Regions from separate parts of the Homo sapiens genome. Here region 1 is linked to region 2. Evidence: chromatin loops called from intact Hi-C (ENCODE). Cell type or tissue: Caco-2. All regions are shown on one strand. Region 1 overlaps SVOPL (SVOP like). Region 2 overlaps SVOPL (SVOP like).

Evidence for each region. Hi-C counts contacts between places; a loop is a spot of excess contacts. Peaks named below come from ENCODE experiments on the same cell type or tissue, not always from the same donor. Only the 100,000 strongest peaks of a DNase experiment are listed, where the experiment ranks them.
Region 1: a loop joins it to region 2, with 2.1 times the contacts of the local background. A loop is called at or near these places in 2 of 110 quality-filtered maps.

Annotation. Positions count from the first base shown.
Region 1 is chr7:138,601,395-138,603,894 of GRCh38, forward strand. All of the region lies in intron 14 of SVOPL (SVOP like), which reads right to left. Among named protein-coding and RNA genes, the nearest start is that of SVOPL, 99 kb to the right of the region's middle. In Caco-2, no CTCF peak of the experiment used is centred here; no DNase peak of the experiment used is centred here.
Region 2 is chr7:138,662,418-138,664,917 of GRCh38, forward strand. SVOPL (SVOP like) reads right to left here. Exons shown (of 16, transcript NM_001139456.2): 5 at 657-728. Among named protein-coding and RNA genes, the nearest start is that of SVOPL, 38 kb to the right of the region's middle. In Caco-2, no CTCF peak of the experiment used is centred here; DNase peaks (open chromatin) are centred at 550 and 1,394.

The sequences.
Region 1 (2,500 bases), 61 kb before region 2:
ATATATACATACAATGAAAGAAGAGTCCGCCTTGAAAAAGGAGGAAATGCCATTTGCAACAACATGAATGAGCCTAGAGGACATTATGCTAAAAACTAATAATAAGAAGCCAGGCACAAAAAGACAAATACTGCATGCTCTCTCTTATATGTGGAATCTAAAAAAGAAAAAAAAAATCAGATACATAGAATAAAACGGTGATTACCAGGGGTAGGGGGAAATGGGAAGATGTAGGGGAGAAAAAAAGAAAGTTTCTAATAAATTATTATACTGAGAAGTGCATACTTTTAAAAAATATAAAACATAATTTGATAAGATTGGTCATCCACTTTTAAATGTACACTCTTTGGACCTAGAAATTATTCAATAGACTTTTTCTACAGAATTCTGCTTTTCCCTCCAACATGCTCCTGAGTCCCTGCCTTACTTCCCACGTGTCTCTGCCCTATTGTAGAAGCTCTCTCTAACCACCTCATCACTAGCTCCTTTGCCTGTTTTATGTTTTCATAGCATTAATCATTATCTGATGTATTAACTGACTGTTCATCCCTTGTCCGTTCTCCACTAGTATGTAACTTCAAAGAATCAGACCTTGACTATTTTAAAGTGTGTGGAACATAAAAGGGCTCAATAACTGTATGTTAAATGATTAAAATAGTTGCACATAAGCTGGGCATGGTGGTGCATGCTTATAGTCCCAAATATTCGAAGGCTGAGGTGGGAGGATCACTTGAGCCCAAAGTTTGAGGCTACAGTGATCCATGATCACTCCTGTGAATAGCCTCTGCAGCCTGGGCAACAAAGCAAGATCCCATCTCTTGAAAAAAAATACTCACATGTGGACAAAGGCGTGTTGTGCATAATGTTCAGTTTCCCATTGCTTGTAAATAGCAGAAAAAAATAAAATGCAAACAATGTATTCATTGACAAGGTGATGGCTATCTAATTATGGCACATACATGCCACAGAAATCTATGCACCTACTTAAAAGAATGAGGGTAATCTACATGTACTGACATAAGATTATTAGTGAGAAAAGGCAGTTGCTATATATATATATATATATATATATATATATATATGTAGATGTGTGTGTTTATACACAGACATGTCTACATATATATTCACACAGATGTAGCTATATGCTGTAAAGAGGTGTCTGACTCCATCCGACATTTGCTGATGGCCTTTAAGCCTCACTCCTCCCCCTTCCTTTTGTGTTCCACATCTGGACAAGCTTATGAGAAAGCCTGAGTGCTCCTTCCTTTGGTGCCAGCAGGAGGCTTAAACCACAAAAGCCCCTGCCCTTGCATAGGCACCCTCAACCCCATTTCCACCCCTAACCACAGTCCCCTTCTCTTGCTCTCTCAGGCCATTTCTGACCTGCTTGAGAGGTCTGTCCTGCTCTCCCAGGACCTCAATTTTGTAAAGTAAGGTAAGAAACCTTTTTATGCCCTCTTGGTGTGTGTTCGTGTCATCAGTCTCAACAAGTGAACCAAACTTTGAAAAGGGGGTTATCCATCTGCCTCTGCAGGTCACCATAACACAGATATATCTAGATAGATATACAGATATTCATGGAAGTAACTCTATCTACAGATACACATGCATCTGTATATAATACATATAACATGTATATAAAACACACATCTATATATACATACACATCCACATATATACAAATATGACTGGAACACACACAGACATGCCCAGAGAGACAAAACATATGTATATGAAAGCATCTGGAAGAACTACAGTGATTATCTCTGGCAATAAATTACAGATAATTTTCCCTTATAACTTACAGGTCACATTTGACAGTTTACTTTAGAAACAAGCAGGCTTCCAAATTAATCCATTTTGGGGAGGTCTTGTGATTTGATGGTGACATTCTGTCTCCAAGTAAAGAAACCTATGGTAAATTCCTCACATTGTTGATGTACTGATCAATGTATAACCTGCTGACACTGAATAGGGTGTGGATGTATTTTAAGATCAGCTAAAGCAGGCCGGGTGCGGTGGCTCATGCCTGTAATCCCAGCACTTTGGAAGGCTGAGGCAGGTGGATCAATTCAGGCCAGGAGTTTGAGACCAGCCTGGCCAACACAGTGAAACCCCTTCTCTACTAATAAAAAATTAGCTGGGCATGCACCTGGGGTCCCAGCTACTCAGGAGGCTGAGGCACAAGAATTGCTTGAACCCGGCAGGCAGAGGTTGCAGTGAGCGGAGATTGCACCACTGCACTTCAGCCTGGGCGACAGAGTGAGACTCTGTCTAAAAAACAGATTAGATGAAGCATGAAATTTTACTATCTTGCACATAGACCTTTGTAGCCTGTATGTTGTAATCTGCAGCTAATGAATGTAACCTCTGTATTATACCCTCCAATGAAAAGAGGAAAACTCTGACATGAAAGACCTCCTTCTCTTCTTTTAAACTTTCTTATAAAAACCTTTCTCCTTGTGACAGACTCCAGAACACTCCCAACTTTGTGGTCATC
Region 2 (2,500 bases):
CTCCCAACCTACTTGGGTGCTCTGGGGGGTTAGAGACTTTATGGACACTCACTCATGACACATAGTCCTGAAAGAACAGCTTCTTCTGAGCTTGCTGTTGCAGCAGTGGACTAGTCATTTAAATGAAAACCAGAGGAAAAAACCTCCCAATAGGGCTGCTCTGAAGGGCTAAGGGGCCTTTTCCATTCCCCTTATTAACTCATTAGAAGCGAAGATATGGATAAATGGAGAACAGATGTGTGCCCCCACTGATATCAGACCTCTGTTCTCAACACCACCACAGTAAACTGGACGTGGTGGGGGCATCTAACCAACCCATGACTGCTTCTAAGTCCCAACCTTTAAAAGTTCAAATAGAGCCACTTAGCGGCCTTCCTTCCTTTAATCCTTCTGGGTAGAGATTTCTTAGAACTCTATAATACCCGCATCTCCTTTTACTCCACACCTGGACTGCAGAGGAACAGCTGCAGGCACAGGTACCCTGAGAAAAATGTCCAGAAGATAAGCCTGGAATGTTCCATCAGGGAGGGAAATGTCTGCATTTTCTATCTTGGGTATTGGGAGGGAGATGCCTACTAAAGAGAAACAGTGATAAGGTTGCCCCCAAAAGAATACACAAAAGACAATTCCAAATGCTACTGTGAGGCCCCACCTACCTTCCAGCGGCCATATCTGTCAGCCAGGAGGCCAAAGAGGATACTGAAAACCATGTAGCCAAAAAACACCATCTGCAAGTGGGAGCGAGATAAAACGGTTCTCTAAGCAGGTTTTACATGTTACTTTACCCCGTTAGCCATTTTCACTAGAAGTAGGCTGGAAATACGGGAGGGATGGAAGTTAATTTAAAGAACAGGGTTTCACGTTGGTCTTGCTTGCCCCTGAGGCCCTTCATGTTCAGGATTTCAGCTCCCTGTTGGTGGGAGCCTAACAAGGCAGATCCTGCCCCAGGTGGAAACGGGGTCCTCTGCCGCCCGCTTGTTGCTAGAGGACGGCTTCGGCTCCACTCTATTCAGATGTGTACTTGTGAATTTCCACTGTAATTTTTAAAATTGTCTGTTCATGCGCTGCCTTATACAGTACACAAATTGGGGCCACTAGAAGCAGTCTCCCTTTATGTTATTACAAATAGACATAACTTTAAACACCAAATCCAATCACTCATTTAAAAAACTCTTCAGAACATTCATAAGTCCTAAGATACACCTACTTCTTTTCCTTACTCGTTCTCACAATGGCCTGTCCTCCCCTGATAAAATTCAAGGACCTGGGATTTGACACTAGGGTTTTATTTATTATAACTTGGCCTGAGACCTCAGCTGCTGTCTGTGCCTCTGGGCTCCTTATTTTCCTGCCTTCAAGAAGTTCAGGCTTCACTGCAGCCCTGACTGACGGCCTCCAGGGCAATCAAAGGAATGCTGTCAGCTCGCATTTCTAGGGGAAAACAAAACAAACCAGAAACAGCTCTGTTTCCCTTTCGCTGTCGCTGTTCTGCTTTTTTTCTCCTTCCTTCACTCTTTAGAGGGAAGACTGAAATGCATTTCTCCCACACTGAACCATGAAAAATTCATCATATATATTCTTGCACGACAAAAGCCACGACTGGGTCCTGCACGCTACACTTTCTAGGACAGAAACGTTCCGTAACCCTGTTTGACAGACTGCAGAGACAGAAACCTGTCCGCTCGCTGGGGCTCCAGCTCTCCCTCTGCCTCCCTCACTCGCCCCCAACGATCCTCAGTGGTGCCCCCTTCTTGTGCACCCTACCCTGCCCTCCCCCTCCCCCACCTTCTACCTGGAAGACGTCCTGCCTCCCTCGCGCGCCCCACCTAGCGCGCGCCTAACCCTCCAGCGTCCTTGAGCTCCCATCGGGCACGCGCCTAACCCTCCAGCACCCCTAATCCTCCATCGGACACACCCCTGGCCCTCCATCGGGCGTGCGCCTAACCCTCCAACGCCCCTAATCCTCCATCGGGCACGCCTCTGACCCATTGGGCGCGTGCCTAACCCTCTGGCACCCCGTATCCTCCAGCAGGCGGGCGCCTAACCCTCCAGCGCCCCTAATCCTCCACTGGGCAAGCCCCTGACCCTTTATCGGGCGCGCGCGCCTAACCCTCGAGCACCCCTAATCCTCCATCAGGCGCGCGCCTAACCCTCCAGCGCCTTTAATCCTCCATCGGGCACGCCCCTGACCCTCCACCAGATGCGCGCCTAATCTCCAGCACCCCCGATCCTCCATCGGGCGCGCGCCTAACTCTCCAGCGTCCCTGACCCTCCATCGGGCGCACCCCTGATCCTCCATGGGTGTGCCGCTGACCCCTGATCCTCTCTTGCGCCCTTCCCCCCTCCCCCGCACGCTGCTGCTGCTCACCCCCAGCTCTTCCTCCTCCGCCACCCCGGCGCTCGACCCTTCCCCCCACCCCCGCCCTCGACCCTTCTCCCCAACTCCCGCCCTCGACCTTTCCCCCATAACCCTGACCCTTCCCCCAACCAGCCCCGCGCT